Regions from separate parts of the Homo sapiens genome. Here all the other regions are linked to region 1. Evidence: read pairs that join two places in POLR2A ChIA-PET (ENCODE). Cell type or tissue: Panc1. All regions are shown on one strand. Each heading gives the region's core, and the rest is flanking DNA. Links, peaks and the distances in the headings are about the cores only. Region 1 overlaps RAD51B (RAD51 paralog B). Region 2 overlaps RAD51B (RAD51 paralog B). Region 3 overlaps PALS1 (protein associated with LIN7 1, MAGUK p55 family member).

Region 1 (10,348 bases), core at 1,726-6,725:
AAAATATATTGAACCCCTGCTATATATATGCCTGCCTCAATACTGATGACTTGTACGCTGCTGTGTGTGTCTTATGGCAGTATGTTAAAAAAAATCCGTGGATAATAAGTCTGATGGTAGACCAGTTAAGAAGCTGCTAGCTATAACATTGGTGAGAAATGATGGTTGCCTGGGTTTTGGTAGTGACAGTGGAATTATAAGAAATTTTATACAGAGATATTTAGAAGGTAAAACATTAGGATTTGGTGATTAACTGGAGAAAGGAAGGCGTCAAGAATAATTTCCAGGCTTTCATTAAGATGAGGACTAGAGTAGGAAAAACTGTCCTTTCTTTTGGAATAGGAGCAGATAATTGACTTCAGCTTTTGACATTTCCAATTGGAGCTGCCTTTGAGACATCCACAAGGAAGAGTTAGACAGTGAACTTGGGAAATAAATGGATTGTGTCTGTTTTGTTCCTTATTGTACCTCCTGTTCTTTAGACAGTGTCTGCATTTCTAGAGACACAGAGAGATTTAGGCTGGATGTATAGATTGGGTGTTCTTCAGGGTATATAGCTAGTTTAATTGAAATCAAGGAAGTAGATAACATTATCCAAGGAGAATGCATAGAGAAGAGGGCCTAGTATAGCAACCTTATGAGCAGCTTTTTCAAGGGACTGAAGAGAGGAGGGACTGGAGAAGTATGAGGAAAATCAGGAGTGTATAGTTAAGGAAGCCAAAGGAAGAGAGAGTTTGAAAAAGAAGGGAGTGTTTTATGGTTCTGAATTCAGCTAAGAGTTCAAGTAAAATACAAAAAGATTGTTTAAATTAAAAAAGCCATTGGATTTTGTAACTAAAAAGCATCAGTGGCCTTTTAGAAGCCTTTTTGGTAGTCTGGTAGTTTCAGGAGTTCAGTAAATTTGGTTAAAGAGTTAAGTGGGAGGTGATTGGATAGGATCATGGGAGGTGGGAGGTCATACTTTCATGCATTCTGGCTACAAAGAAGAGACTGAAGATGGTATGTGAAGGTGGTATTGAAATGGGAAAAGTTCCCTTGTCCCCCTTGCAGGGCGTGCCACAGTGGGGAGTGGCTCGCTTCTTCAGTGTCCTGCTGCTCAAACCTCTAGGGGAGGCTAGATGGGCAGGCTGTAGGGCTCTGACCCCATGGCAGCGTCTAGGGGTGAATGTTTACAGCTGAAGCCCCAGTGGGCGTGTGTCACAGAGTGCTCTTTTAGTTTTGCCGTCTGTAGGCGGCTTCTGTTAGCTCAGTTAGACTCCCTTCCTTATCTCAAGGACAGAGGGCTTTCTGTATCCTGGAGTTCTTGCCTTGGTGTAATGGAATAATTGAATCACTCGTGGGCTTGGAGAATGAGCGCAAGGTTTTGAGTGGAGGTAGCTCTCAGCAGATGGGGGAAGCCAGAAGGGGAATGGAGTGGGAAGTTTTTCCCCTGGAGTTGGGCCGCCCAGAGGCCGGGGCTCTCCAACGACTGCCCCAGCCAAACTCCGCGTTGTTGGCTTGCCGGTGTGCTGGTGCCTATTAGTGCGTTCCTCTCGCTGTCCAGCTGCCCGTGTGTTCCTCGGCTCGTGTGCTCCTCTCAACGTCCAGCCACCATGTGTCCGCCTGCTAGGGTCTCGGGGTTTTTATAGGCACAGGATGGGGGGCGTGATGGGCCAGGGCTGTATTGGGAAATACAACATTTGGGCACCAAGGCAGAAGTGCCTATACTCACCTAGGCCTGTGGGCCCAGGTCTGGGGGTAGAGCCCTCGCCAGGGACCACGCGCTCCCCTTCCCATCACTTCCCTGCCCCCTTTCTGTATGGGATGCAGGGAGGGCATGTGGGCTTGAGTATATTTAAATGCTGATAAGGAGTCAAGGATAGAGGTTGATACGAGAGTGGAGAAAATGGGGCAACTTGAGATGGGATGAATCCAAAGCACAGGGAGAATTAATCTTAGGATGGATACCCTCCAAAGTCAAGGGATGTTATTGGTGATGAGAAAGGCATATTCTGTTAGGATTAATTTCTAATATTGGGGGCTTCTTGAGGGAATAATACTTCTGGGGTTTCCTGAAAGTTCAGAATGGCAGGCATTAAAAGATGCCTGGGGCCAGGCGCGGTGGCTCATGACTGTCATCCCAGCACTTTGGGAGGCCAAGGTGGGTGGATCACCTGAGGTCAGGAGTTCGAGACCAGCCTGACCAACATGATGAAACCTCATCTCTACTAAAAATACAAAATTAGCTGGGTGTGGTGGTGCATGCCTGTAATCTCAGCTACTCGGGAGGCTGAGGCAGGAGAACCACTGGAACCCAGGTGGTGGAGGTTGCAGTGAGCCAAGATTGCACCATTGCACTCCAACCTGGGCAACAAGAGTGAAACGCCATCTCAAAAAAAAAAAAAAGAGAGAGAGAGATGCCTGTGACAGCCCATACTATTTCTGATTCCCTAGGGTCCACTGATCCCCAGAGATTCCATTAATTTGATAATGCTCTTTATTTTGGGTAGCTGGCATATACCAGAATTGGACCCTGAACCTATGGATTAAGTTTGGGTTTGGGGCCTAATTCTAGTCTAATAATCAGAGTAGCAGGGTGTTCTGAGACCCTCTGGAGACTTTTCCCATTGTCAAAGTACCTCTAGCCAGTCTACCTTAATTAGCAAAGATATCATTCCCATTATGATTCATCATGATTGACTGGTCTATATGATGGATTACTGATTGTAGAAAACTCTGGATTATTATAGTATTATGCTTAGAAAACCATTCTGTTCAAATGTTAAAGGGTTGACAACAGCTCACTTTCTTCTGTGGTTTAACGGAAAGAAAGTTCGCTGTGGAACCAGAAAAAAAATCTGGCTCCATCGGTGATTGAGCTATGGGGCCTTGAACATCCTGTGAGGATGTTACAGAGTCATTTACTCTCTGTAACATTACCTGGTAATGCCTAATGTGCATCATGGTTAGAATTGAAGGTCATGTATATGTACCATTACATTGTTGATATTAAATAAATAAGAACTGATAGTATTTTTATTGACTTAAAATAATTATTTTATTGACTTAAAAATAATATTTTTAAATATTTAATTATATAATTATTATATATATAATTATATAATATATTATTTATATAATTATATAATATATTATTTATATAATTATATAATATATTATATATAATTATATAATTTATTATTATATATAATTATATAATTTATTATTATATATAATTATATAATATATTATTATATATAATTATATAATATATTATTATATATAATTATATAATTATTTAAATAAAAATAATAACTATTATTTACTACTCTAGGGCCCTAAGTGAGCACTTATTGTTAGAATTTATTGTTAGAATTCCAGATCAAAATCAAGGATCTCATTTCTCCATGAATCTAAGAGCTATTATTGGTGATGTCTTTGGTATAAGTTTTTGTAAGGACAAAGGTTTTGTTACAGTCCTGGCCCTACTAAAACGTCTTTTATTGACCTGCATGCTATCATAGTAAATAGAGAGAAAAGAGATAAAATTCTAGACTTTTTAAGGTATATGGAAATAAATCAAATTTACTTACTTACTTTTTTACCGTGACCAATTTGGATCGCTGTCATTTTCCATGAATGTGTCTCAGGTTTTTGTTTTTTTAATAGAGAGAGTTAGCTGTTTCAACCTCTCTTTCTTTCGTCTAATAACTCCTCATTTTTTTCTCCCTCTTTTTTCATCTTCTTCCTTTCTTTCAGATTATTGGAAACTTTCTCATGTTGCAGCATTTGCTGCTATCAATTATGCCAGAAAAGCTTTCTGTGTACTAGCAGTGTTATGGGATCGTGTGTGTGTGTGTGTGTGCGCGTGTGTGTGAGACAGAGAGAGAGAGAGAGACAGAGAGAGAGAGGTGGGGGGGAGATTGAGATGGAAAGAGTGGCGGGGGATGAAGGAAGTGGGGGAGAGAAATAAATGGTGTCTGGGGTAATTGTGCTGGTGTTTTTTCCTGCATGAGAGAAGCTTCAGATGTCTGTCTGGCTTTGGCTCAGTTGCTGTATGGGCGTAACTGAAGAAGGAGGTTGGGGTAGAGGAGAAGGCAATTAAAACTTTGAACACCTTAAATGCCCTTCCTAATTAAGTGGTGAGGATGGAAAATGAAATACCTTCTTATGCTTCATTTCTGTTCTCCGTTTAAAAGTCTGTGGAGGGATCAGAGCTCATGTCCTTAGAAAGGACAGAACTTTCAAAATAACAACTCTGAAAAACAAGTTTAAAAAAAATTTCTCATCATTTTCTGCTTTTCATGAACTTTTAATATAAAGCCATCATTATTTTTTTTTCCTGGGCCCCCTTACCTATATCCTCTCCCCACTCTCATTAGTCACTCCAACTTTGAAGCACCCAATTCTCTGGAGTATTAATGGAGACAGTTCAAGTATCTAACTGCTGTTTCCTTTGTTCAAGTTGCTTTTGGTCCTTGCTGGGAAATGCTCTGAAAACTGAACCAGCTACTGAACACAAAGGCTGACGGTGTTGTCCCTCCTGGTAATGTACTGTGTGATTTGTTCCCCTCTCCTGTTCATGACTCATTAGTCTCTAAGTACAGAAAAGGTTGCTCCTCTGGAATAAAAGGAACGGACCCAGCTCGGAGTCCTTTTTCGCCTTTTCCTGTGTTTTATATGGGTGCACTCACAGTTCTCCATCTTCATTAGTGACCCAGCAGGGGGCTGGCACAGGGTTGAGACTAGCTTTTGCTGGTTCCCTGGGGTGTATCAGAGACCTCAGAACTCAATACCCTACTATAAAAATAAAATACTGTGCTTCAAACGACCTTTTGATGGAACAAAGCCATACATCCCAATCTGCCTGGGCCTCTCAAATTGAGACCATGCCAAGTGCCAGATTTGCATTTTGCACATGCCCTCCCACCATCCCCTTTCCCCCTTCCTCTAAATGTGGTTCTTTTGGTAGCCTCAGTGTCAGGTAAATGTTTATGTGTGTGTGAAAACGCAGACTTTGGCAAAAGACCTTTTGTATTTAAATTACACTTCAAGATAGTAGTTTCTTGTAAGAGATGTAGGCAGCAGATATTTGTGGGCTTTTATGCCCTAAATGATATCATTTTAGATTTATATATGTGGGCTTTTATGCCCTAAATTATATTATTTTAGATTTATATATGTGAGCTTTTATGCCCTAAATTATATTATTTTAGATTTATATATAAAGTTTAGGAAAGTAAGCGGAAACTAGAAGTGCTATAAAAAACTGAGTTACATATTAAAAATTCAAGTTATTTTTTCTGGTTTTCCAGAGTGGCCAAATTATTTTCTTATTTAAAACCTAGGCACCCTAGAGCCATGTGTGTGCATGTGAACTCTACTAAAGTGAGACACTGACATGAACATAGAGTCCATCAGACCTTTATATCAAGAGCTTGGAGTACTCAGAGCATCGTATCTCGTTAATCTTCCAGCATTGATGTGCTTTAGCTCTTGGGAACAGATTACTATACTTATTTTAAAGCAACAGGGCAAATAAAAATAGGGATCTTTTGGTATTGAATGACCAGCATAACTTTAGAAAATCCAACTCTCTTATCCTTCATTTTTACATCATAGTTACAGTAACAGGTTAAGATTAGCTTTTAACAGATTGTTCTAAATTTCTTTAGGTTTCAAAACATATTGCTATGACATTTAAGTAATACTTTTAAGACTGTATGAGACTTAGGGCCTTGGTTTGTAGAGAATATTCAGTTATTTAAGAAAAGTTCACTTTGATTCTATAGTAAAATAATGTACAGGTGCAAATGTGTGATGTTATTTTTGGTTTGTACTTCAGGTTTGCAAACATACCCTAATTTTTTACAGAAAGTATATGGTAGACTCTTTATTTTAAAAAATGTTCATAGTCTGGGTCTGTATGATTTTATTTATTTTATTTATTTATTTATTATTATTATTATTATTATACTTTAAGTTTTAGGGTACATGTGCACAACGTGCAGGTTTGTTACATATGTATACATGTGCCATGTTGGTGTGCTGCAACCATTAACTTGTCATTTAGCATTAGGTATATCTCCCAATGCTATCCCTCCCCCCTCCCCCCACCCCACAACAGTCCCCAGAGTGTGATGTTCCCCTTCCTGTGTCCATGTGTTCTCATTGTTCAATTCCCACCTATGAGTGAGAACATGCGGTGTTTGGTTTTTTGTCCTTGTGATAGTTTGCTGAGAATGATGGTTTCCAGCTTCATCCATGTCCCTACAAAGGACATGAACTCATCATTTTTTATGGCTGCATAGTATTCCATGGCGTATATGTGCCACATTTTCTTAATCCAGTCTATCATTGTTGGACATTTGGGTTGGTCCCAAGTCTTTGCTATTGTGAATAGTGCCGCAATAAACATACGTTTGCATGTGTCTTTATAGCAGCATGTTTTATAATCCTTTGGGTATATACCCAGTAATGGGATGGCTGGGTCAAATGGTATTTCTAGTTCTAGATCCCTGAGGAACCACCACACTGACTTCCACAATGGTTGAACTAGTTTACAGTCCCACCAACAGTGTAAAAGTGTTCCTTTTTCTCCATATCCTCTCCAGCACCTGTTGTTTCCTGACTTTTTAATGATCGCCATACTAACTGGTGTGAGATGGTATCTCATTGTGGTTTTGATTTGTATTTCTCTGATGGCCAATGATGATGAGCATTTTTTCATGTGTTTTTTGGCTCCATAAATGTCTTCTTTTGAGAAGTGTCTGTTCATATCCTTCACCCACTTTTTGATGGGGTTATTTTTTTCTTGTAAATTTGTTTGAGTTCATTGTAGATTGTGGATATTAGCCCTTTGTCAGATGAGTAGATTGCAAAAATTGTCTCCCATTCTGTGGGTTGCCTGTTCACTCTGATGGTAGTTTCTTTTGCTGTGCAGAAGCTCTTTAGTTTAATTAGATCCCATTTGTCAATTTTGGCTTTTGTGGCCATTGCTTTTGGTGTGTTAGACATGAAGTCCTTGCCCATGTCTGTGTCCTGAATGGTATTGCCTAGGTTTTCTTCTAGGGTTTTTATGGTTTTAGGTCTAACATGTAAGTCTTTAATCCATCTTGAATTAATTTTTGTATAAGGTGTAAGGAAGGGATCCAGTTTCAGCTTTCTACATATAGCTAGCCAGTTTTCCCAGCACCATTTATTAAATAGGGAATCCTTTCCCCATTGCTTGTTTTTGTCAGGTTTGTCAAAGATCAGATAGTTGTAGATATGTGGCATTATTTCTCAGGGCTCTGTTCTGTTCCATCGGTCTATATCTCTGTTATGGCACCAGTACCATGCTGTTTTGGTTACTGTAGCTTTGTAGTATAGTTTGAAGTCAGGTAGCATGATGCCTCCAGCTTTGTTCTTTTGGCTTAGGATTGACTTGGCAATGCAGGCTCTTTTTTGGTTCCACATGAACTGTAAAGTAGTTTTTTCCAATTCTGTGAAGAAAGTCATTGGTAGCTTGATGGGGATGGCATTGAACGTATAAATTACCTTGGGCAGTATGGCCATTTTCACAATATTGAGTCTTCCTATCCATCAGCATGGAATGTTCTTCCATTTGTTTGTATCCTCTTTTATTTCATTGAGCAGTGGTTTGTAGTTCTCCTTGAAGAGGTCCTTCACATGCCTTGTAAGTTCGATTCCTAGGTATTTTATTCTCTTTGAAGCAATTGTGAATGGGAGTTCACTCATGATTTGGCTCTCTGTTTGTCCGTTATTGGTGTATAAGAATGCTTGTGATTTTTGCACATTGATTTTGTATCCTGAGACTTTGCTGAAGTTGCTTATCAGCTTAAGGAGATTTTGGGTTGCGACGATGGGGTTTTCTAGATATACAATCATGTCATCTGCAAACAGGGACAATTTGACTTCCCCTTTTCCTAATTGAATACCCTTTATTTCCTTTTCCTGCCTGATTGCCCTGACCAGAACTTCCAACACTATGTTGAATAGGAGTGGTGAGAGAGGGCATCCCTGTCTTGTGCCAGTTTTCAAAGGGAATGCTTCCAGTTTTTGTCCGTTCAGTATGATATTGGCTGTGGGTTTGTCATAGATAGCTCTTATTATTTTGAGATACGTCCCATCAATACCTAATTTCTTGAGAATTTTTAGCATGAAGGGTCGTTGAATTTTGTCAAAGGCTTTTTCTGCATCTATTGAGATAATCATGTGGTTTTTGTCTTTGGTTCTGTTTATATGCTGGATTACGTTTATTGATTTTCGTATGTTGAACCAGCCTTGCATCCCAGGGATGAAGCCCACTTGATCATGGTGGATAAGCTTTTTGATGTGTTGCTGGATTCGGTTTGCCAGTATTTTATTGAGGATTTTTGCATCAATGTTCATCAAGGATATTGGTCTAAAATTCTCTTTTTTTGTTGTGTCTCTGCTAGGCTTTGGTATCAGGATGATGCTGGCCTCATAAAATGAGTTAGGGAGGATTCCCTCTTTTTCTATTGATAGGAATAGTTTCAGAAGGAATGGTACCAGTTCCTCCTTGTACCTCTGGTAGAATTCGGCTGTGAATCCATCTGGTCCTGGACTCTTTTTGGTTGGTAAGCTATTAATTATTGCCTCAATTTCAGAGCCTGTTATTGGACTATTCAGAGATTCAACTTCTTCCTGGTTTAGTTTTGGGAGGGTGTATGTGTCCAGGAATTTATCCATTTCTTCTAGATTTTCTAGTTTATTTGCATAGAGGTGTTTATAGTATTCTCTGATGTTAGTTTGTATTTCTATGGGATCGGTGGTGATATCCCCTTTATCATTTTTTATTGTGTCTATTTGATTCATCTCTTTTTTCTTCTTTATTAGTCTTGCTAGCGGTCTATCAATTTTGTTGATCTTTTCAAAAAACCAGCTCCTGGATTCATTGATTTTTTGAAGGGTGTTTTGTGTCTCTATTTCCTTCAGTTCTGCTCCGATCTTAGTTATTTCTTGCCTTCTGCTAGCTTTTGAATGTGTTTGCTCTTGCCTCTATATTGCATTTACAAAAAAGTAGATTGTCTCTTCCTCCTTGCTACTGCAAACAATGATGTGAGGAACATCCTGGTACTCTCCAGGGTATGTACTGAGGGGTAGGATTGTAGGGTCATCAAGCATACACACCCTGATGGTCACTAAATCCTGCCAGATTTCTTCCTGGAATGGCTGCACCAGTCTGCAGCCCACCAGTTGTGTAAGAACACTCCTGCTGCCCTACTTCTTTGCCAACATTTTATATGTTTAGACTTTCTCTTTTTTCCAAACTAATGGGTGTAAAGTGGTATTTAATTTTAAGTTGCATTTCTCTGATTACTAATGAAATTGAGTACCTCTTTATATTACTAGTTAGTTATTTGGCTTTTTATTGTTGTGACGATTTAAGATTTCATGTTGATGTAGATCTTAATTTTGAGTTGGTCAAACATATCACTTTTTAAAATCTTATACTTTATAATTTTAGGGCCCAGGGCCACAGAGTTATTTTCTGACGTTTTGTTTTCTGTTAGTCACATTTACATTCAGGCCTTGATTCATCTTGTGGTCACCTTTGGTTATATCAGCATCGTTTGAGGTAGCACATTCACACTCTCAAATACAGTGTGATAGTTTGGTATGCACTAGAGGGCCATGCTGTATCATGGATTCATTTTGAAAGAGTATTTAATGAAAAATATAAAAGAAGGCTATTCATAGCATATTGCCATTTATGAAAATTTAAAACACACACACATATATGTAAAACAACACTTAATATTTTTCAAAGAAACACTCCATATCCAAAGACAGATGCCAGACAATTAAGTTTTTGCTTATGAAGGTTTAGGAGGAAATGGGGGAGTAGTGATAAAGGGGGTAAAAAAATAAAATAAGCCAACAGAGGCCTTGGACAGACTGATAATAATAGTATACCCTGAATTGAGGAGTATGATTATCCCCACAGTCAGGGTGAATATAATTTAGGAGAGATGACCTCCTAATAGGTTAGTGATGAGCAAAGCTGGAAAAAGTTAATTGAAGAAAAGTAGAAATCAAATATTTCAGTTGTTCTGAATCATGAGTAAGATGCCTATAAGGAAGAAAAATTCTCCTAAATGACTACATCTGGTCATGCCTTCTTAGCTTTTAAAGTATTTTGTGATACACAGGAATTTATGTTTTTTTCCTGAGGTGAAGCTCTCTGTAAGAAGGAAAGCAGATGTTTCTTTTTAAGTGCTTGTATACACCTGCCACAAGGCAGACTGAGTAGTTCATATGGAGAGCAGGCTCGGGTTATTTTTTATGTTGCTTGTGAAATTAAAATTCTTTTCCTGGCAAGCATAGGTTTATAATTAAGTAA
Region 2 (10,348 bases), core at 3,374-8,373, 230 kb after region 1:
CCAAATGTACTTTCTATTGGAAAAGCTGCCCTTGCTCTCAGCTCATGGACAAAACTGAGAGAGAAGGCTCTTACAAAACAGAGGGAAAAATCCTCGCTGTCATGTCATAACACCAGTTATTTCACTGTTAGACCTATGAACATATCTTTGATGCAACACTACACTATTTGATGATGTTTCTGTGTCACTTAAGATGGGCGTTTCATATTTATCTCTTAGAAATGTTAGCAGATTTTTTTCACGAGTTATCTTGCTTATGGACTGGAAAAGCTATTCTTACAGTAAGACCCTTCATTAACTGAGAAGGCATAAAAGATAGCTCATGTTCTCCACCAAGAAAGGAAGCTCTGTTTCTCTCTGTCTGATGGGAAGCATTTGAGACAGAGCAGCTTCATGAAGTGTGGATGTCTGTTACCCACTTCCCAGTTTTTAAAGTAAAAGCCAAGTCAATGGCACTGGTACTTGTAGTGAAATGAGCCACAGAGGCATCATTACTCATCACCATCACGACTCAAGGATCAGCAAATGAGAGTCCTGAAGGTAAAGAATGTTTATTTTCAGGTAGAGAAGAAAGAAAAATCACGGAGAGGTAGAGAAAAGTGAAGGGCAAAGGAAGAATCCAGCAGACATTAAGCAACACTGTATCTTCCAAGATCATAAAGCCAAATAGTTCCTGCTAGATTTAACTTTTATTATTTTGGGAGATGAAAATCACTGGGGCATGGAGTTCTCATTCTGCATTTAGGAACTTCCATAATATTTTAATAATAACAATAATGATAATAATGCCAATCACTTTAATTAAATCTCCCTAAATAAGCATCTTTTAATGCAGTGTTGTTTGCTGTAAAACATCCCAACTAATGGTAGAGGCTGGATGTCTGCCAAAGACATGGTGAGGGAACCGCCACAGAGCCGCTGGTATTGGACCCTGGCAGAGCTGGTTCCTCTAGCCAAAGGAAGTGAATAATCATGGGGAAGTGGTTATTCCAGCTGTGACACTCAGGAAATTTCAGTAGAATGTGATGGCCTTATATATGGAATATTCTTAGACATACTAGGATGGCACATGTAAATTATCATGGGAAACATAATTTGAGGAATACAGAAGATTATAAGGTATTATTTGATTCAGGTTTTTTTATGTTAGTTTGGAGCCATTGTCAGGCATGGAAATACTTTCATTGATATTCCTGTCTTCTATAATTCAAGGCCTTAATAATAAACTGGTTTTGAATCAATCAGTTGTCTGATAGACGGCTCCTGGGAAGACTGGAGAGCCTTATGAGGGTGCCCACCTCTCTCCTGTGTAAAAGGCCCTTCACTCTGGCAGCTTCACTCTTGGGTGGTGTTGGGTAGAAGTAAGATCAGATACCCTGCTCACTGTAGGATGGAAGGGATCACATCAAAGCTCTGAGGGCTGTTTTCCCCTTAGGCATCCAAACCTGATTTCCTCTTATCACCTGATATGAATTTTCGACTGTTTCACTTTTTCCTTCTCTGTGCTTGTGTTTTTTACAAAACCATGAAGCCTGTAAACCACACGGTAGATATGATCACAACAATATTAGTGGAGAACCCCATGCTGTTGTCAGTATCACCATCATAGGTATGAGTGCTTGATGCAGGGTGTGAGGGGGAAGGGGGCAGTCTTTTTAAAAAGCAGGTCACGGCTGGACGTGGTGGCTCACGCCTGTAATCCCAGCACTTTGGGAGGCCGAGGTGGGCAGATCACTTTAGGTCAGGAGTTCAAGACCAGCCTGACCAACATGGTGAAACCCGTCTCTATTAAAAATACAAAAATTAGCTGGGTGTGGTGGTGCACATCTGTAATCCCGGCTACTCGGGAGGCTGAGGCAGGAGAATCACTTGAACCTGGGAGGCAGAGGTTTCAGTAAGCAGAGATCACGCCACTGCACTCTAGCCTGGGCCACAGAGCAAGACTCCATCTCAAAAAATTAATTAATTAATTAAAAATTAAGAAGCAGATTACCTTTGAACCTGTTTAGATAGTGGTCTTCCATCCATCACCTCTTAACTCCTCATCTCCCATTTTCCCAACCCCACACACCTCATCTTTGCATGGATGAAGTGCAGTCTCTCCAGAACGTTTTTGTGAGTGGAGGGATGCAGAGTAGATTGTCGGTGCCATGTCTACGTTGTTAACTGCAGTCCAACATGTAATCTAGTTAAAAAAAGAAAGAAAAGAAAAACCCATAAAATAAATTTTAATAGACTACCCCTAGGCAACTTTGAAGAGGAAATCATTGCAAGAAAATGAGACTTACTAAATAGGCCATTTGAGAAGCAGGCAATGGCTATTTTAAAGGCTTGAGGTTTTAATATATGTATATGCCTTTTTTCCCTCATCTCTTGCAAATAAATAATGGTTTACATCAGGAGACAATTCAGGAAAAAAGCCTTTTAAAAAATTTTCAGGAAATCTGGCCACCGTGTTTCTGCAGCCACTGATAAATGACAATGCCACCAGCAGTGACCTAGGACATCCTGAATTCTTGCTCTTCTGAAGAGCTTGCATTCTCTTTTCAAAGGGTATCCTGTTCCTATTGCAATCTTTAAGCTATCTCAGCTCAAGATCACCTTTTTTCCTTTTATTATCATACTTAAAACAGCACTAGTGCTGTTAAGAAGACTCCACCCATAGATGTTGATGTCATTTGTGAGGAGGACAAGATTTAAAGAGAAGGTAACTGGGCCAGGTGTGGTGGCTTAAGCCTGTAATCCCAGCACTTTGGGAGGCCGAGGCGGGTGGATCACTAGGTCAGAAGTTCAAGACCAGCCTGGCCAACATGGTGAAACCCTGTCTCTACTAAAAATACAAAAATTAGCTGGGCATGGTGGCATGTGCCTGTAATCCCAGCTACTCGGGAGGCTGAGGCAGGAGAATTGCTTGAACTGGGACCTGGGAGGTGGAGGTTGCAGTGAGCCAAGATCGTGCCACTGCACTCCAGCCTGGGCTGCAGAGCAAGACTCCCTCTCAAAAATAAATAAATAAATAAATAGAAGGTAACTGGATATTGGCCCCAAACATATTCTAATTCAGCAAACAGACCCATTGAAACTCAGCATTGTTATTTCAATTCATGTTGTACAAATCAACTAAATACAATTTTGTCTATTTTCAGGGATAACTGAGTGTTCTTCATCCACAAAGGCCCAAGTCCGTATAGGACAGTAGCACAACGGGGAAGAAATGTGTGTTTTTTTTTGTTTTGTTTTGTTTTTTAGTGCTGATGAAAGGTGTTATATCCAAGGGTAAGTTATAAACAGAGAAGCTGTTTCTGATTGTGAAGATTGGCTCAGCCTGCACTGACACTTCTGAAAAGGTGGAAAGAGCAAAATCGCAGTTCCCTAGAGTCTCTCAGTTGTGTGATATCCATGCATGTTCGGAGCAGAATGTATAACGGATCCACCGTTCTGCTTCTCTGCTGTCTTCTAGTTTAAAACATGTTGCAGGCTAAAATGCAGAGGGAGAAGATTCTATTGGTTTACTCATCCAGTTATTAAGACAAGGATGGGATGAAGGATCAGTCTTCACAGACCTGCAAATTCCCTCCAGTATTGACCCTGTTGTTGCCTGAGGGCAGCTGGGTCAACAGGTATAACCTCCCTTTTTTTCCCTGAACAAAGGTAGCTGGACTTTCAAGGAAAAAAAAATAATCCAGCCCTGGTAATCACACAAACAGTTCTCAAAGCTCAATTAAACTAAAATGCCTTGTTTCAGTTTCTTTCCACAGTTTATAGATTTTACCAGCATAATTATCAAACTTTAAATGTTTCTCTCTTCCATTGTCTTGTTCTGTTTGGTTCACCTGGTGATGTTTGTTATAGCCTTTCTATTTGAGGAATTAGTGGAAGATAAAATGTTGCTAAGAGCAATTTCGTTAGTATTGAAAATAGCAGGAAAGAAATAGAGGGAGCAGCCATTGTTAGCAAAGTAGCCTGGTTATGTGTATTAAGCTTGGGAAAGAATTAAGGCCATTTGGTCTATTGATGCAAAATACCTTCGTTTTACTAACCACAGAAAAAGCCCTTGGTTGGGTTGTCTTGAGTAGTTAGAACTGGGGGTGGCCAAGATGACTGGTTGCTGATTTCCAGCACTGTGCATCAACCACCAAATGATTTTAACTTTCAAAGTTTATGGGGAAAGGGTACGATATGAATTTTGAGGTTTTTGCTGCTTCTTATGCAAAACATTATTTCGGTTTCAAGCAGCTGATCACAATTGCAACTGCTTATACCTGGTGAATTATAATATTCTCTATGGGAACTGCACTGCATGTCTGTGGGGGCCGTCCCATCTGCCTCCTTTGTGAATCTCTTCTCCTTTCAGTGCCTCCTAACTTGGGCCCCAAAGAGGGGTACAGCAGCTGAATGTCATTCTCTTGGGCTGTGGCCCAGGCATGCATCTTTCTGGAAGGATGACTGAATCCCATTCTTAAATCTGAAGTTCCTCTTGATTAGCGGCTCCTTTTGTTTGTTGTTTTTAACGGCATTTCTGTCTTTCATGGGTAGCTTACAGGGATGTGTTTTAGAGCCCCTTCCAGCTGGGAAGCCGCCCAACTCCCACCAGCTGAGTCGGGGGATGGCTTCCCTTTAGTTCCGCTGCTGTCTGTGGACTACAAGGACTCCACTTCCAGCCCCAGCAACAGTGGCCCTTGTCTGCTGTGCAAACTTGGCTCTCTTCTCTGGGTTTTCATTCTCCAGCCATCTGGGCATTTTGGGCACCCCTCTTATCTTAGTACCTTGGCACTCAGGACCACATGTCATCCTATCATAGAGATGCAAACAAAGGAATCCTTCACCTCTAGCTTGCAGTTCCCCTGGAACCATCATAGATTGAGTGACAATCAGGGAGATGGGGGCTTGGGCATTGGTCTTGAGTGATATAAATGGTTTTTCTAATAGAAGGCATTTGGAATGGGCTGACAATAGCTAGGATTGTTCACTACCAGGATTCTTAGTGCCTAGCTTCCTCCTTTTTCTCTGGCTATCTTGAAATCTAGGAGGAAGGAGCTAAAGACCCCGTGGCCTCTGATTGCCATAGCCTCTCTAGGCCTGGAAGCTTCAGCTTAGGGACTAGAATACTGCTGTGTGCCAGAGCAGTTCATCTAGCTTCCTATTAAGAATTCTATGTGCATTACCCACTTTTAAAATTCCTCCTCCTACTTCCTCAACTTCTGGCTTGGGGAGGGTTTGATCAGAGTCATTCTCTCTTCAGAGAAGCATCTGGAAAGATTGATCCAAGAGTGCTGATAGCAAGTTCGCTATCATCGCCCTGCCTCGAGGAAAATAAGCATTCGATAAAAGGACACTTCCACTGCCCAGTTCACTCCTACTCCACTGTGTCTTCTCCTGTCCCTCCCCCTACCCCTCTGACCCCTGCACTCATTCTGATCCCTCTTCCTGCCCGAATGTCTCTCAGTGGTCAACAAGGCATGAGCTAGCCAAAGAAAATGCAACCAAATAGTGTTAATCACTTCCATTTAGACCTCAGTAGTCAGGTGGGGCTGCAGGTCTTTGAAAGGCAGACTTAAAATGCTTGCCTCTTTTCAGCGAATCTGATTTTACATTTGGCTGCTGATCATTCAGCCCCTGGCATTTGTTCATACATTGGAAGCCCAAAGCTTCCACACAGTTGAGTCTACAGAGCAGAGTAATATTAACAAGACTTATCTTGGTTATGATGCCAAAACCATGGTGCCACTTCATTTCACACCAAAGTGGATGGATCTTATTTATTTATTTTTTAAGAGTTGAGGCAGCACAGAGAAGCTCAGAGATTCATTCAGGATCATCCACTGTGTCCAAGCTTTGATCCTCTGGCCCTTATGACAGGCAATGATGGTTCAGAGTACAGACAGAGCTCCTGTAGAGCGTGCGACCAATTTAACTGGAACCATGGGTTCTTAATTACGACTTCCCCTCCCCACCCACTGCCACCACCATCCAGTTGCCAGAACCCAGTTGGTTTTCTGTGAAACGGCAGCTAGTGACACTTTGCATGGGTTCACCAGAAGGCCTTTCAGTCTTTGTCTCATTTTAATTGTGTATCTCAACCAAGAAGATCAACTCTCCACATGTAAAGTTAACTCCCTTTAGTTTTCAAAGTTTCTTTCCAAGAACCACCTATTGTCAGTCCCTCATCCTGTGTCTGGCAAACTTAGAAGAAACAATGAAGTTCACAGTACAGACTGAGCTCCCGAAGCACTGATCTTTTATGTATCTAAATGAGGGAAGAAGGAATGCATATTCTCTGGCACAAGCTGGCTCTACCATGTGATTTGAAGTAAATGGCCATTTTATTTCACATTAGGAGGAGAGACTTGGAGCAGTTTGGCAGCAGATCTGTAGCGGGTTATTAATCTAAGAACTATAGTTTTCTTCCACATAGGAGATTAAATACCCATCTTTCGTCAGATCAAAGCAGGCCTCTTGGACTATCTGATCTTTGCAAAAGGCCCCATGTTGGGCCAGCACAACAGTCTTTGCATGTATTGCTCCCTATGTTAAAAACAACAACATCATCATCATTTTAGTATGTGTAAATAATAAGGTCTGCCAGCATTAGCAGCTCTCTAGGCCCAAAGTAAAACTTTAGGTTTTTTTTCTTTTTTTCTTTTTTTGAGACAGAGTCTCACTCTATCACCCAGGCTGGAGTGCAGTGGCGTGATCTCTGCTCACTGCAAGCTCCACCTCCCGGGTTCACACCATTCTCCTGCCTCAGCCTCCCGAGTAGCTGGGACTACAGGTGCCCGCCACCACGCCCGGCTAATTTTTTTGTATTTTTAGTAGAGACAGGGTTTCACCATGTTAGCCAGGATAGTCTCCATCTCCTGACCTCATGATCTGCCCGCCTTGGCCTCCCAAAGTGCTGGGATTACAGGCGTGAACCACTGCACCCAGCCCCTAAAACTTTAGTTTTACTTGAACTGACTTTATATTAATTTTCTACTACTAGAACAAGTCACTGCCCCCCAGAGTTTGAAGAAATGTGAATATTAACTAGGGCTTATCTGAATGAGAACAACAGCATTGCTCTTTTCGTAGTGTTGTAATAAATATCATCTTAGACTTATACGGCATTTTCTTTAGGGCATTAATAGAGTTTATATAACCTATTGTTCATTTACTTGATAGCTCATTGAGACAGTTTAGGTATTGATGCTATATTCACCATCTATAAAATGGGAAGAATAAAAATATTAAGTTCAACTTAAATGGGTTACAAGAAAGAATACAGACATTTGTATGATCTATGTCTCCAAGATACTGCCTAGAGCTTTTAAACTTTGTAAGTTCTGCATTTCACCTACCCAAGGGAGTCTGAGAGTGTGTAATTTGGGCCAGGGCACAACAGCCCTTGGCCAGGTTGAAGTGGACAAACAAATGGAATTGGTTCCAGTTTACCAACCTGGCACGAATTATGTGCTGGTCAAGGAAGTGTTTTTCAAATCATGGGGAGCCACTAGTGAAAATCTACTGGTGCTTTGATGGTGGCCTTTGGAGATACTTTTATAATTTGAAACCATTCCCATGGCAGGCCAGGGAGAGGTCTTACTTTAGCCAACATGCAACATTAGGTAGAAGAAATGGGGCCTTTCTGACTGGTTTGACCTGTGGGTGGGCCCTCTTCCACATGTTTCTAATTAGGATGCAAGAAAGAGTAGATATTCTGTGGCGACTCTCCTTTCCTTCTCGGCTGTGAGACAGAACAACAGCGCCTTTGTGATGACCTTTACAGGGCTGTTTACATTTGGTGACCTGCCTGAACACTCCCGCCAGAGTGGACGCACCTCTTGGCTAATGAGGAACAGCCATGCTGTCTTTTACTATGGTAGACCTTGGAGGTTAAAATGAAAAATAAGAGGATCCTCTGTTGATGACTAGTCGAAGTTAATTTTCTTTACAGATTTATTGAGGTATAATTTACATACTATAAAATTCACCCATTGTAAGTATACAATTCAATGATTTTTAGTATAATAAATTTATAAAGTCTTGTCATCATATAATCCAGTCTTAGAACTTCGTTGGAGTTATTTTGAAAACACCAAATAATGATCATAATTGGAATGTAGATCATGCTGAAGTGAAACAGAAATTTATGAGGCTATCTTGGGTTAAGGAAGAGGGCCACCCAGGAAACTATTTGAGACAATTAAGTCTCAAGCTTCTCAAAATACATGAAACCTTGAGATTAGCACTTATATTTCAGAACATTTTCCATATTTTTGCTTACCAAATGGTATGACCTACTTGAAAAAAAATGAGAAGCTGCTGCAGAACCTGCCTCAGGTGTCAGCATCAATTAATGTTTCATGGTTATAATGAGAAGGAGCAGAAGATGAGAGTCTAAGCTCCCCTTAAAGGGCTTATAGTTCACTTTGAACATATTTATTTACGTGCCCTCTCATTTTCAAGTACTGTGTTAGGTACTGCAGACACATGGATAGTGAGACAATGTCTCTACCCTTAAGAACTAGTAGTCCAGTGGTTTCTGTTAAATTTCAGTATGATGTCATAAATTCTGTGGTAAAGTGCCGTGTGATGTCAGGAAGGTCATCAGTAAAGACTTTCTAGAGTTGATGTTACTAAGAAATCAATGACATGGTTAATAAGCTCACTAGTCCTGCTGACACTGAGTCCCTACCCTCGGCTCCATTTGGATGAGGCTCTGTGAGATCCAGTCCCTGCCTTGGGGGCTTTGTCATTCATGAGAGAAACAAGTCCATCACTCCTTCCAGTTAGATATCTGTGAAAAGGTGGAAAAAGCAAAGAACACTTGGAATTTGGGAGAGAAAGAGAGACCATTTAAGGGAAGAATTGCATTTGAGTTGAATTTTGAAAAAATTGAGATAGGCTTTTGCCCGGCATGGGTAAAAGTGGGAAACAGTCCAGAAGAAAGATGTGAGCAAAGGCTCAGGGACAGGAGAACTTGGGATGTGTTCTGAGAACAGTGAGTAATCCAAAATGGATTGATACATATATCACATAGTATAGCTATTTCTATATACTTATGTCAGAAACAAGGGAATTAAGGGAATCACAAGGCTCTGCTTTGCCTGTATCAAGGAAGGCTTCCTAGAGAAGCCATTAATTTCACTCTGTCTGTTATGCATGCTTTACACCAAGGTGATGTGATTAGTTTTCTTCTTTGGTTTCTTCTTTCTGAATTCATCAGGTGGTCACACCCACTGGGCCACAGAAAGCACCAGTGGATTTTCACTAGTGATTCCTGTGATTAAAAAACGTTTTTGACCAGCACGTAATTTGTGCCAGATTTGTAAGCTAGAGTGAATTCTATTTTTGTCCAGTTCAACCTGGCCATAGGCTGCTGTAACCTGGCCCAAGAGCTTAATGTAATACTTTCAAGAAGATTAAAAATCCAACAATCCCTTGAAACATTGGTTGCTAACCTTTGAAAGAGTAGTCACTGCACCTGAGTAGCCTTAGGAAATGAATAGGAGGTCTGAGAAAAAGAAAAAAAAGAAGAGTGGTACCATTTGCTTAAAATCCCTAGGGCCTTATAGGGTAAACCTATTTCTAAATTTAAGTTGCTAAGACCTTGAACCTGGGGTTGTTTGGGGATATTTTGGAAAGTAAGGAATATTATTGACTTTCCATCAGGAAGGAAAGAACTCAGTTGTTTTTGATATTACTAAGAAAGAGAGAGTTTTGCATTTATTTGTTTGCATGGACGGTCTACCTACCGTGTGGCCTTGTTCATGACATGGCGGACCTCCCTCTCTGGGGTCAGTGTGAATAGCCAGGCTGCAGCTGTAGCTAGAGACAATGGCCAGCACTGTTGGGCCTTGCCCCTTAAGCCCCGAAGGTTAATTTCCTAGTATTTAGTGGCATTGAACCCGCCAAAGAAAATGCTGTTTCATCTGGGGGAAGATAATTTCTGCATGTGTATTTTTTTCATGAAGAATAAAGAAGAGATATTTTTGGAAGAACATAACTTAACCTGTTGGCCTTGGCTAGGAAAGCTAAAAAAGCAAGGGGTCAGTACTCTTACAAGTATCATGTCTTAAACGTCAGCCAACCAGTAATTATTTAGATGCCATCAGAGGGGAAGTCCCATCCCATTGTTATTTTTTCTCTAGACTGTGAGATGCTTTAAAAAAACCTCTCTGTAGGGAAATGATCTTTAAAAAACAAACAAACAAAAAGCCTGAGAATTTAGTGCTGCATTTGTTGAGAAGTAAGGGCCCTGGAAACGGAGGAGTTTTTGTTGTTGTTGTTTTGGTGACTGCTTTGCCACTCTGCATGTTACAAAGGGCAAATTCTTGGCCACTGTTTAGGGTTCCCAAAAAATTCCAAG
Region 3 (10,348 bases), core at 3,050-8,049, 820 kb before region 1:
TATTGCAGGTAATTTTAAACCACATGTTTAAAAACCCATTTCTAGCCAGTTTGAAAATGTTATAAATTACCTTTTATCCTAGTGCCTTTAAAAAAAACTTTGCTAGCCTTTTAGATACATTTAATCTTTTATTGCTAAGGAGTTGAAGGTGATAATAGAGCAGTTCAAGTAACCAACCATTTGATATCCTTGATACTCTTTAGCTTCTAACCAGTTTCTGCCATGAGCGTGTGGTCTTGAATATTTCCAAAGGCCTTCAATTTTGTGTTTATTAGGAGCAAATAGGGAATTTTCTGTTGATGAAAAATGAAACACTTTTTACTTCAGGAAATGTTATGTGTAATATATAGGGACCCTAATTTGTCTAATTGAAAAGAATCATGATGCTCTCTTGTCCTCCTCCCACCCCTTTATATTGCAGGGTAAACAGGGATATTCAGATTTGTAAAGGAAAATGGTGAAGTATGCAGTCCCCTTGTGCCCTGGGAGTACTTAAGGTCAGAGCTCAACTTTAGGGATAAAAAAACAAGAAGAGACTATTAGGTATTTGAATATGCAAATGTACTTCATAGAATTTCATTGTTTAAAAGAGAATCTCTATGAACAAGTGAAGGAAATCTTAGGAAGGTACCCTTCGAAACACTGAACTAAGAATTAATCTTTAAAGATTTTCCCTCTCTTCTCTTAGTATAGGATAAGACTAAAGAAAAATAATGGCAACAGTTAAATGCTTCTGTTCTGATGTCATACAGACTTGGTGTGTGTTTTGGCTCTACCACTTAGATTTCTGACCTCGAAAAACAACTTAACCTCTCCCTACTTGTTTTTCTCATTTGTAAACTGATGATAACTTTGAGGAGTTGGAAGGATTAAGTGAGAAGATATATAGGAAACTGTTGGCACTGTGCCTAGCAAGTAGTGTTGCTGCTTTTACTTCTACTGTGACCTCCTCCATCACTGCTTACTCAACCATTTAAATAATTGTTCTGCTCTTGTCCTCTGTAAAATAGGGGTAGTAATTCTTTCTATTTTTTTAGAGGTGGGGTCTCACTGTATTGCCCCAGGCTGGTGTATGCTATTCACAGGCATGATGATAGCCCCACTATAGCCGTGAACTCCTGGGCTTAAGTGATCCTCCCACCTCAGGCTCCCATGCAAGCACCTGGGACTACAGGTGCATGCCATGGCACTCGGCAATAATTTCTTTAAATGAACATATAAGGTTGGTGTAAGGATTAGATGATGTCGTGGACATGCAACCATATGTACAAGAGTACCCGTTAAAATTGTAGAATGTTTATTTTAAAGTGTTTGTTAGGCCAAATACTGTTTTTTAAAACCTGTCTCCTCGTTTGTCATTGGGGATGACAGTGGTATTTAAATTTGTAGAATTGTTTAAAGATTAAGTATATTTAACATATGTAGCACAGTGTTGAGTACATAGTGAGAATCAGTAAATATTAATAGTATTAGCTATGATCACTAAGTAGGTTTTGGCTATTTGATGTAATCTCATTCGTCTGTTTTTGCCTTTGTTGCCTGTGCTTTTGGGGTCAAATTAAAAAAAATCATTGGCCAGACCCATGTTGTGTTATTTTTTCATGTGTTTTCTTGTAGCAGTTTTGCACTTTCTGATCTCACGTTTAAGTTTTTGAATCCATTTTGAGTTGATTTTTGTACCGTAAATGGTATGAGTAAAGGTCCATTTTCATTGTTCTGCATGTAGATATCCAGTGTGGAAATAAATTTTTTAATAAAATTTGTAAATGAATATTTTAGGATCTAGATGGTTAGTAAATTGTAAATGCAACAGTGTTTTTTTCGAGCTCTTTTGTCCACATTACCTTGTTTTAATTTTTATCCCAAAGCCATTGTATGGCCTAGAATCATGGGGTGAGAATAGGAACTTGTAAACTAAATCTTTCAGTTACAGATGTGTTATATATATGCTTTTTGCCAGAAATGCAAAAGCTGTTAAGTCTCAAGTTTACATCTGAGAAAGATGTATCTTCTAAGCTAATGATACTGCCTTATTGATATCCAACAGAATTGTCAGGAATCATATTTTTTTTTTCCATCCATGAGGGCAGATGATTTATGTGGGTTTAAGTTATAATACATGTTACTCTTTATTCTCCTTTGAAATCTTACTGGGTTTTTACTTTGAAGATTTTTTAAATTGGGATTTTGCTTCCATTCCTTACAAATTTTGTCTGGTATAGTATATTCTAAATACAGTTTGTTTTTAAGCTATGAAAATAGCAGTTGTTTCTTTGGAATGTAATTATCTGGATGACAAATGAAGGTACTTTGATCAGAAGCCTAAACCATGAACTATATGGAATTTTAGAAATGCCTTTTATTATAGGACTTGTTAGGGTGTTCTACTAAACAGTAAACCCAGAGCCTGGGCATGGTGACTCATGCCTGTAATCTCAGAGATTCGGGAGGCTGAGGTGGGAGGACTCTTGAGGCAAGGAGTTGAAGACCAGACTGGGCAACATACTGAGACTCTGTCTCTAAGAAAATAAACAAAAAGTAGCTGGATGGTGGCGTGTGCCTGTAGTCCCAGCTACACAGGAGGCTGAGGTGGGAGGGTTGCATGAGCCAGGAGTTTGAGGCTACAGTGAGCTGTGATTATGCCATTGCACTCCAGCCTGGGCAACAGAGCGAGACCCTATCTCTATTTAAAAGAAAAATAAAAAAGCCAGCGCAGTGGCTCACGCCTGTAATCCCAGCATTTTGGGAGGCAAAGGTAGGTGGATCACCTGAGGTCAGAAGTTCAAGACCAGCCTAGCCAACATGGTAAAACCCTGTCTCTACTAAAAATACAAAAATTAACCAGTTGCAGTGACACGCCCCTGTAATCCCAGCTGCTCTGGAGGCTGAGGCATGAGAATCACTTGAACCCGGGAGGTGGCAGTTGTGGTGAGCCAAAATCGCGCCACTGCACTCCAGCCTGGGTGACAGAGTGAGACTCCATCTCAAAAAAAAAAAAAAAGGAAAAAAGAAAACAAAGTAAACCCAGGACATTTGCACTTGGTCTTGTAATTTAAAGGACTGTATCTGTCCATTAAAAAACTTTTAAAAAAAATCTGTAAAAGTATTATTTATTTTTTGTAGAGACAAGGTCTCACTGTGTTGCCAAGGCTGTCTCAAACTCCTGGTCTCAGTGATACTCCTGTCTCTGCTTCCCAAAGTGTTGGGATTACAAATGTAAGCCACCATCCCTGGTGTAAAAACTTCTTTTATATTGTGCCCATTGAGTTAAACGAGTTCAGTTTACTTTGAATATATGTTTAAAATTAAAGAAATATATATTTATTTAAAAGTCTTTTTAGTTCTGTAATGTAAGAACTCGTTTTTTAGTTAGATCATGGGGACTTTATTTTTGTTTAGGTTGTGCCTTTTTTACTGAATAATAATTTCAGAGCTAATCCACTGCATGAGTAATTCAAATATTTCAATTTTTTTTTGAGGAGTCTCACTCTGTTGCCCAGTCTGAAGTGCAGTGGCGTGATCTCAGCTCACTGCAGCCTCTGCCTCCTGGGTTCAAGGAATTCTCATGCCTCAGCCTGCCGAGTAGCTGGGATTACAGGTGTCTGCCACCATGCCTGGCTAATTTTTGTATTTTTAGTAGAGACAGGGTTTCACCATGTTGGCCAGGCTGGTCTCAAACTGCTGACCTCAAGTGATCCACATGCCTCGGCCTCCCAAAGTGTTGGGATTACAGGCATGAGCCACCTCGCCCAGCTGAAATATTTCAGTTTTTACTTGTATTTATTTAGTTTTGGACATAGCTAAGTTTCTTCTGCAAAGATAGGTCATTCATTGTTGGAAACTTAAATTCATACAAGAAGTTACACAGTTATCAAGTAAATAGAGTCTTTTATGTGATGTCAGTATACGACTTGTTTTTGGAATATACAGTTATCTTTTAAAAAAACTTCGTTTCTTGGCTGGGCACAGTGGCTCATGCCTGTAATCCCAGCATGTTGGGAGGCCGAGGTGGACAGATCACTTGAGCCTAGGAGTTCGACACCAGCCTGGGCAACACAGTGAAACCCTATCTCTACTAAAAATACAAAATTAGCCAGGCGTGGTGGCCCATTCCTGTACCCACCTACTCAGGAGGCTGAAGCGGGAAGATCACTTGAGCCTGGGGAGGCAGAGGTTCCAGTGAGCCAAGATTGTGCCACTGCACTCCAGCCTGTCTCACAGAGCAAGACCCTGTCTCAAACAAACAAATAAATAAATAAATATAAATTTGGTTTCTTTGAGATATAATTTACATGCAACAAGATGTCATTTTAAGTGTATAATTTGAGGTTTTGTTTTCTTTTAAAATCAGCTGAATAGGTATAACTTCAATTAAAATTCATTATTTATTTATTTATTTTTTAATGAGACGGAATTTCACTCTTGTCGCCCAGGCTGGAGTGCAATGGTGCAATCTTGGCTCACTGCAACCTCTGCCTCCCAGGTTCAAGTGATTCTCCTGCCTCCCCCTCCCAAGTAGCTGGGATTACAGGCATGCACCACCACACCTGGCTAATTTTTAGTAGAGATGGGGGTTCATCATGTTGGCCAGGCTGGTCTTGACCTGCTGATCTCGGGTGATTCACCCACCTTGGCCTCCCAAAGTGCTGGGATTATAGGCATGAGCCACTGCACCCAGCAAAATTCAGTAATTTTAAGTGTTCAATTTAATGAATTTTCAAAACGGGTTTATTGAGGTATAATTTATATTTTATAAGATTTAGGTTTTATGGGAACAGTTTAAGTTTTAGTAAATTTATATAGTCATGCAGACTGTCACTGAAATCTAATATTAGGACACTTTTATCACATGAAAACATTTCCTCCTTGCCTTTTTCAGTCAGAATCTGTTTCCATCTCCAGGAAACCACCAAACTGCTTTTTGTAATAGCACTAGTTTTGCATTTTCTAGAAATTTTGCACAAATGGAATCATACTCGTGTCTGGCATTGTGTTTTTGAGACTGTGTTGTTGGATATGTCAGTAGTTTGTCCTTTCTTATTGCATTTTTTGTTTATCCATTTTATTCCATTTTATCCATTGTATTCTATTTTTTATTTATTCATTCCCAGCTGAAGGATAGTGTGTGGTTTTAGACTATTATTAATATTGCTCCTATGCATACTCATTACAAATCTTTCTTTGTGATTTTTACAGATAAAAACATGTTTATTTCTTTCTCTTGTGTGGAATGTCTCAGTCATATGGAAACTGTATGTTTAACTTTTTAAGAAACTGCCAGACTCTACCATTTTACATTCTCATCAGCATTATATAGAGGTTCCCCTTCCTTCACATTCTCTCCAGTGCTTAATATTGTCACTTTTTAATTTTAGCCATTTTCTTGTTTGTAGTGTTATTTCATTGTGTATTTTTTAAACAGCATTGTTGAGATAGAACTCTCATACGATCGAATTCATCTGTTACCCGAAGGGGGTCCCGATCCAGATCCCAGAGAGGGTTCTTGGATCTTGCATGAGAAAGAATTTGGGGCAAGTCCATAGAGTAAAATGAAAGCAAGTTTATGACAGTAAAGGAATGAAAGAATGGCTACTCCATAGGCAGAACACCGACATGTTACTTCTTGATTATATTCTAAGCAAGGGGTGGATTCATGAATTTTCCGGGGGAAAGGGATGGGCAATTCGCAGAACTGAGGGTTCCTCCCCTTTTTAGACCATATAGGGTGACTTCCTAACGTTGCCATGGCATTTGTAAACTGTCACGGCACTGGCAGGAGCGTCTTTTAGCATGCTAACGCATTATAATTAGCATATAGTGAGCAGTGAGCACAACCAGAGGTCGGGATTTGCCTCGCTTCTTTACCCCAACCTGTTTTGTCAGCAGGGCCTTTGTGACCTGACTTTGTGCTGACCTCCTATCTCATCCTGTGACTTAGAATGCCTAACCTCCTGGGAATGCAGCCCAGTAGGTCTCAGCCTTATTTTACCCAGCCCCTATTCAAGATGGAGTTGTTCTGGTTCAAACCCCTCTGACACATCCCTTTCAAGTGTGCAAATTCAGTGGATTTTAGTATATTTAGAGTTGTGCAACCATCACCACAATTAATTTGCATCATTCCGCAAGAGAAACCTGCATGCCTTGGCCATAATTCTCCCACCCATTCACCCCCAGTTTTAGGCAACCACTGATCTACTTTTTGTCTCTCTATATTTGCCTCTTCTGGATATTTCATAAATAGAATCATACAGTATGTGGTCGTGGTCCTTTGCTGCTGGCTTCTTTAAATCCTGTTTGTAGGGTTAATCTATGTTGTAGCATGTATCACTACTTCATTTTTATTTTCCAATAATGTTTCATATAGGATTATACAACTTTTAATAAATTCATCAGTTGAACATTTGGATTTTTTCTACTTTTTTTGCTATTACGAATACTGCTGCTATGAATATTTTTGTACAAGTTTTTGTGTGTGTGTGTGTAGATGTATGATTTTATTTCTCTTGATTTATACCTAGGAGTAGAATCGCTGATATGGTAACCCTATGTTTAGCCTTTTGAGGAATTGCCAGACTGTTTCCAATGTGTTATTGGAAAGTTTCCATTTGACATTCCTAACAGCACTAATATACAACAACATAAATTTTTAAATTGATGTCCATTAGATACAGGGGTCATGGTGCATTTTTATGATTTCTGACTAAGAAATCCTAGCTATCTGCAGACAGAATTGGTTATCATATTGAATTAGTCTTTCTCTTCCTCCTTTACCCCCCAAAACACTGCAGACATGTACATTTGATCAATTGTCTCATTTTTCTTTTTTATAGAATAAGAAAGCCTTGAGTTTTGTGAAAAACCGGAGAAGAGAAACTAAAAGGACAGTAGAAAAGGCTTTTCCAGTTTGCATAATGTAAGTTCTTTTCACTTTTCTTGGCTTGAATTCTGCCTTAGCTGACAAAGCTGTTTCTATGGAAACAAATAGTTTAACCTCTTAGAATGTCAGAGGAATGCTGATCACTTAAAATGAGACTTCCCAGCTGCTGGTCAAAGGGCATTACTTGCTGGAGAAAGAGGGGAAGGATGAATTTAAAAAATTCTAGAGTTCTGGACACTAGTGTAGACTGAACATGTTTATGCGTATGAAGTATATCTCTTCTATTTTACTCTGCCTAAAAATTAAGATACTGGTAATATAGGAAATTGGATTTCTGCTGACCTGTCTTGATTCTCAGCTCTTAAACAAATGGTTCTATTCGTTGGTACCCTTTTCAGTGGGTCTGTACCCTTTAGGCTATTTCAGTCCCTCCAGTCTCAATCATTTGCACTTGTTGTGAAGCTTATTTAGCTTCCCATTGCCCCCTTCTCCCGCAACTAAAACCCTTTCTCCCTTACTAGTTTGAGGTTAGCATTGAAACAGCTTCGGCATGCCAGCCTGAAAATTTTTCTTGCTTTGTGGACTATGTAAAGATTTTTGTATTTGTGTTCGTTTTCTGGCAGGGATGGGAGCAGGGATTCTGATGAGGATTTGAAATGTAGTCCTTTGAAGCTTTCTTTCTTTCTTATTTTTTTTTTAAACTTATAATTGGCAAGTTGAGAAGAAAAGAATTAGGGCCAGTAACTGCCTCTGCTGTCTTCATAAGATGGCCTGTTATTTACACACAATGAGGTAATTCTCTAGTTCAGTCATTTACCAGCTTCTGAATTGTCAAAGGACTTTTTTTTTTTTTTTTAAAGAGAGGGAGAGTGCAATTGCTTTGGACTGGGAGGACTTTTTCACTTTTATGATGTATATAGACTACATGTATGGGCTAGAGTATTTGTGGAGTGCCTGCTTAAAAATTATAATCTTAATGCTAAAACTATAGGATACAGTATAATGTTTCTTTAATTCTGGAAGAACTTTAGGATCTTTCATTGCCTTCATTAAATTAACTTGTGAGCATTATAGAGTTTTTGGAGTGTTAAATGGTGAAGTAATTATTTAACAGGATAGTCTGGAAAGATTTCTTGTAGAATTAGGGACTTGAGGGAGGTCTTGAAGGTAGAAATCAATGGAAAAGTAGTTCATCAGTCATTTGGGCAGAAAGATGGGATAGACACAAATGAGGAAGGTAAATTAGAAGGCTCATGCAGGTGCGTAGTAAAAGATATAGCTAGAAATCTTGGATTCATTTTTTGAGTTTGAAGTTTATTCTCCAGGTAGTGTGAAAGCCATCAGAAGTTCTGAACAGAGGAGTGGTTTGCTCATATACTTAATTAAGCAAACACTTAGCAGGTATCACGGCTATAGAGGTCAACAAGACGGATCCCTGCCAATTAGATAATTTACCTGTGTGATCTACAGTTACCTTGAAATTAATGTGTCTAAACCCATATTTCCCTTTACTTCTATCTGATTCTCCTATATTCTCCATCATAATTAGTGACATTGTCATCTACCTAATAAGCCAGGGATAGTGGTTAAGAGTGATGGTTCTGGAGTTATACTGCCTAGGTTCATATTCTGAAGCCTTCTGTTGTTTGGCCTTCTGCTGGGCAATGTTACGGATTCAGAGATGGGTCAGCCTGGTTCCTGACTTCAAGGAGCTTCTAGTCTGATGAGATAGAAAGGCAGAGATATAAATAGCAGTAGTCCAACTTGATCAAGAATGTGACAGGGATTATAGGATTCCAGAGGACAGTGTATTTGAGCTCAGACTTAAAAGAGTAGGCAAAGATCAGATCCTAGGCAGTCTGATTCTGGAGGCTTTTCTCTTAAACATGCTGTCTTGGGTAACTGGATGGATGTAGTGACATTAGTTAGAATTGAAAACAGGGAGAGGATTAAAGAGAATAGGAGATTAAAGGGAAATATGAGTTTAATTTTGGACATATTTCTAGATTCTTGTGGGAAATTCTGATAGATAGAATAATGGTCAGCCGGGCACGGTGGCTCACGCCTGTAATCCCAGCACTTTGGGAGGCCGAGGCTGGTGGATCACGAGGTCAGGAGTTTGAGACCAGCCTGGCCAACATGGTGAAGCCCCGTCTCTACTAAAAATACAAAAATTAGCTGGGTATGGTGATTGGCGCCTGTAATCTCAGCTACTCAGGAGGCTGAGGCAAGAGAATCGTTTGAACCTGGGAGGTGGAGTTTGCAGTGAGCCGGGATCGTGCCATTGCACTCAAACTGGACGACAGAGTCTCAAAAAAAAAAAAAAAGTTCAAGGATCCTGTCTTAATAACCATAGTATCTAGCCAGGGGTAAATAATTAAATTTGTATACAAATCACTCCTCTTTTTTAAATCTTTGATGATTCTCTTATTCTATGGAATTAAGGATTTGTATTTAAGACCTTTCATAGGATGGACCCAATCAAACTTTCTAGTCCTATCTTCCACTACTCTCTCGACTATTTTAGTTCAACGAGCCTTATTTGTACTTTCCCCTCACACCTTTCATCTTCCCACCTTTGGTTCATATGGCCCCTTTATTATTTCTCCATCTTGTCTTTAAGGCCTACTTCCAACCTCGTTTTTCATCTACGAAATGGGCATATTTGGATCTACTTCTGGAGTTGTAATGAGGAATAAATGAGTGAATACTATGTGAACTGCTTGCAGTGTTGGCTGGCACATAAAGAAGTGCTCAGTAAATGTTAGCTATAGTTGTAGTTGTTACTACTACTACCACTATTCCTACTCCTATGACTTCTTTCTCCTCCTCCTCCTTTACCTCTTTCTCTTATTCACTTTTTGCCCTCCTATATGAAGTAGATACTAAGTTCTACTGATTCTGTAACCTACATATTGCTTTTGTTTTTGAGACAGAGTCTCGCGCTGTCTCCCAGGCTGGAGCGCAGTGGCACGATCTTGGCTCACTACAACCTCTGCCTCCTGGGTTCAAGTGATTCTCATGCCTCAGCTTCCCGAGTAGCTGGGACTACAGGCACAAGCCACCATGGCTGGATAATTTTTAAATTTTTTGCATGTTTTTGTAGAGATGGGGTATCACCATATTGCCCAGGCTGGTCTCAAACTACTAGTCTTAAGTGATCCACAGCCTCAGCCTCAGCCTCCCCAAATGCTGGAATTACAGGCGTGAGCCACCACGCCTGGCCTGTAACCTTCGTATTTCTTGAAAACAACTTCTTCATTCTCACTGTCCTAGTTGAGGACCGCATTTCTAATAGGTGCTTTCAGTCTGTTCTCATTGCCACCCTTCAGTCAGCCCTCTATGCTTCAGTAGGAGTGATATTTCTTTCTTTTTTTTTTTTTTTATACTTTAAGTTCTAGGGTACATGTGCACAACGTGCAGGTTTCTTACATATGTATGCATGTGCCATGTTGGTGTGCTGCACCCATT

The links. Peaks named below come from ENCODE experiments on the same cell type or tissue, not always from the same donor. Only the 100,000 strongest peaks of a DNase experiment are listed, where the experiment ranks them.
Region 2: POLR2A ChIA-PET joins it to region 1 with 9 read pairs; 3 of 35 experiments call an interaction of 5 or more read pairs at or near these places.
Region 3: POLR2A ChIA-PET joins it to region 1 with 5 read pairs; 1 of 35 experiments calls an interaction of 5 or more read pairs at or near these places.

The regions. Positions count from the first base shown.
Region 1 is chr14:68,084,765-68,095,112 of GRCh38, forward strand. The region is part of intron 7 of RAD51B (RAD51 paralog B); the gene reads left to right. Among named protein-coding and RNA genes, the nearest start is that of RAD51B, 270 kb to the left of the region's middle. RefSeq lists an enhancer at 1,494-2,044. In Panc1, for the core only: no CTCF peak of the experiment used is centred there; DNase peaks (open chromatin) are centred at 3,817, 4,113 and 4,547; H3K4me3 peaks cover 1,223 bases; H3K27ac peaks cover 3,674 bases.
Region 2 is chr14:68,308,893-68,319,240 of GRCh38, forward strand. All of the region lies in intron 8 of RAD51B (RAD51 paralog B), which reads left to right. Among named protein-coding and RNA genes, the nearest start is that of RAD51B-AS1, 370 kb to the right of the region's middle. RefSeq lists enhancers at 326-395, 4,306-4,355, 4,636-4,715. In Panc1, for the core only: no CTCF peak of the experiment used is centred there; no DNase peak of the experiment used is centred there.
Region 3 is chr14:67,262,871-67,273,218 of GRCh38, forward strand. It overlaps PALS1 (protein associated with LIN7 1, MAGUK p55 family member), which reads left to right. Exons shown (of 15, transcript NM_022474.4): 2 at 6,831-6,913. It also overlaps a transcript of GPHN not described here. Among named protein-coding and RNA genes, the nearest start is that of PALS1, 27 kb to the left of the region's middle. In Panc1, for the core only: no CTCF peak of the experiment used is centred there; no DNase peak of the experiment used is centred there; H3K27ac peaks cover 4,805 bases.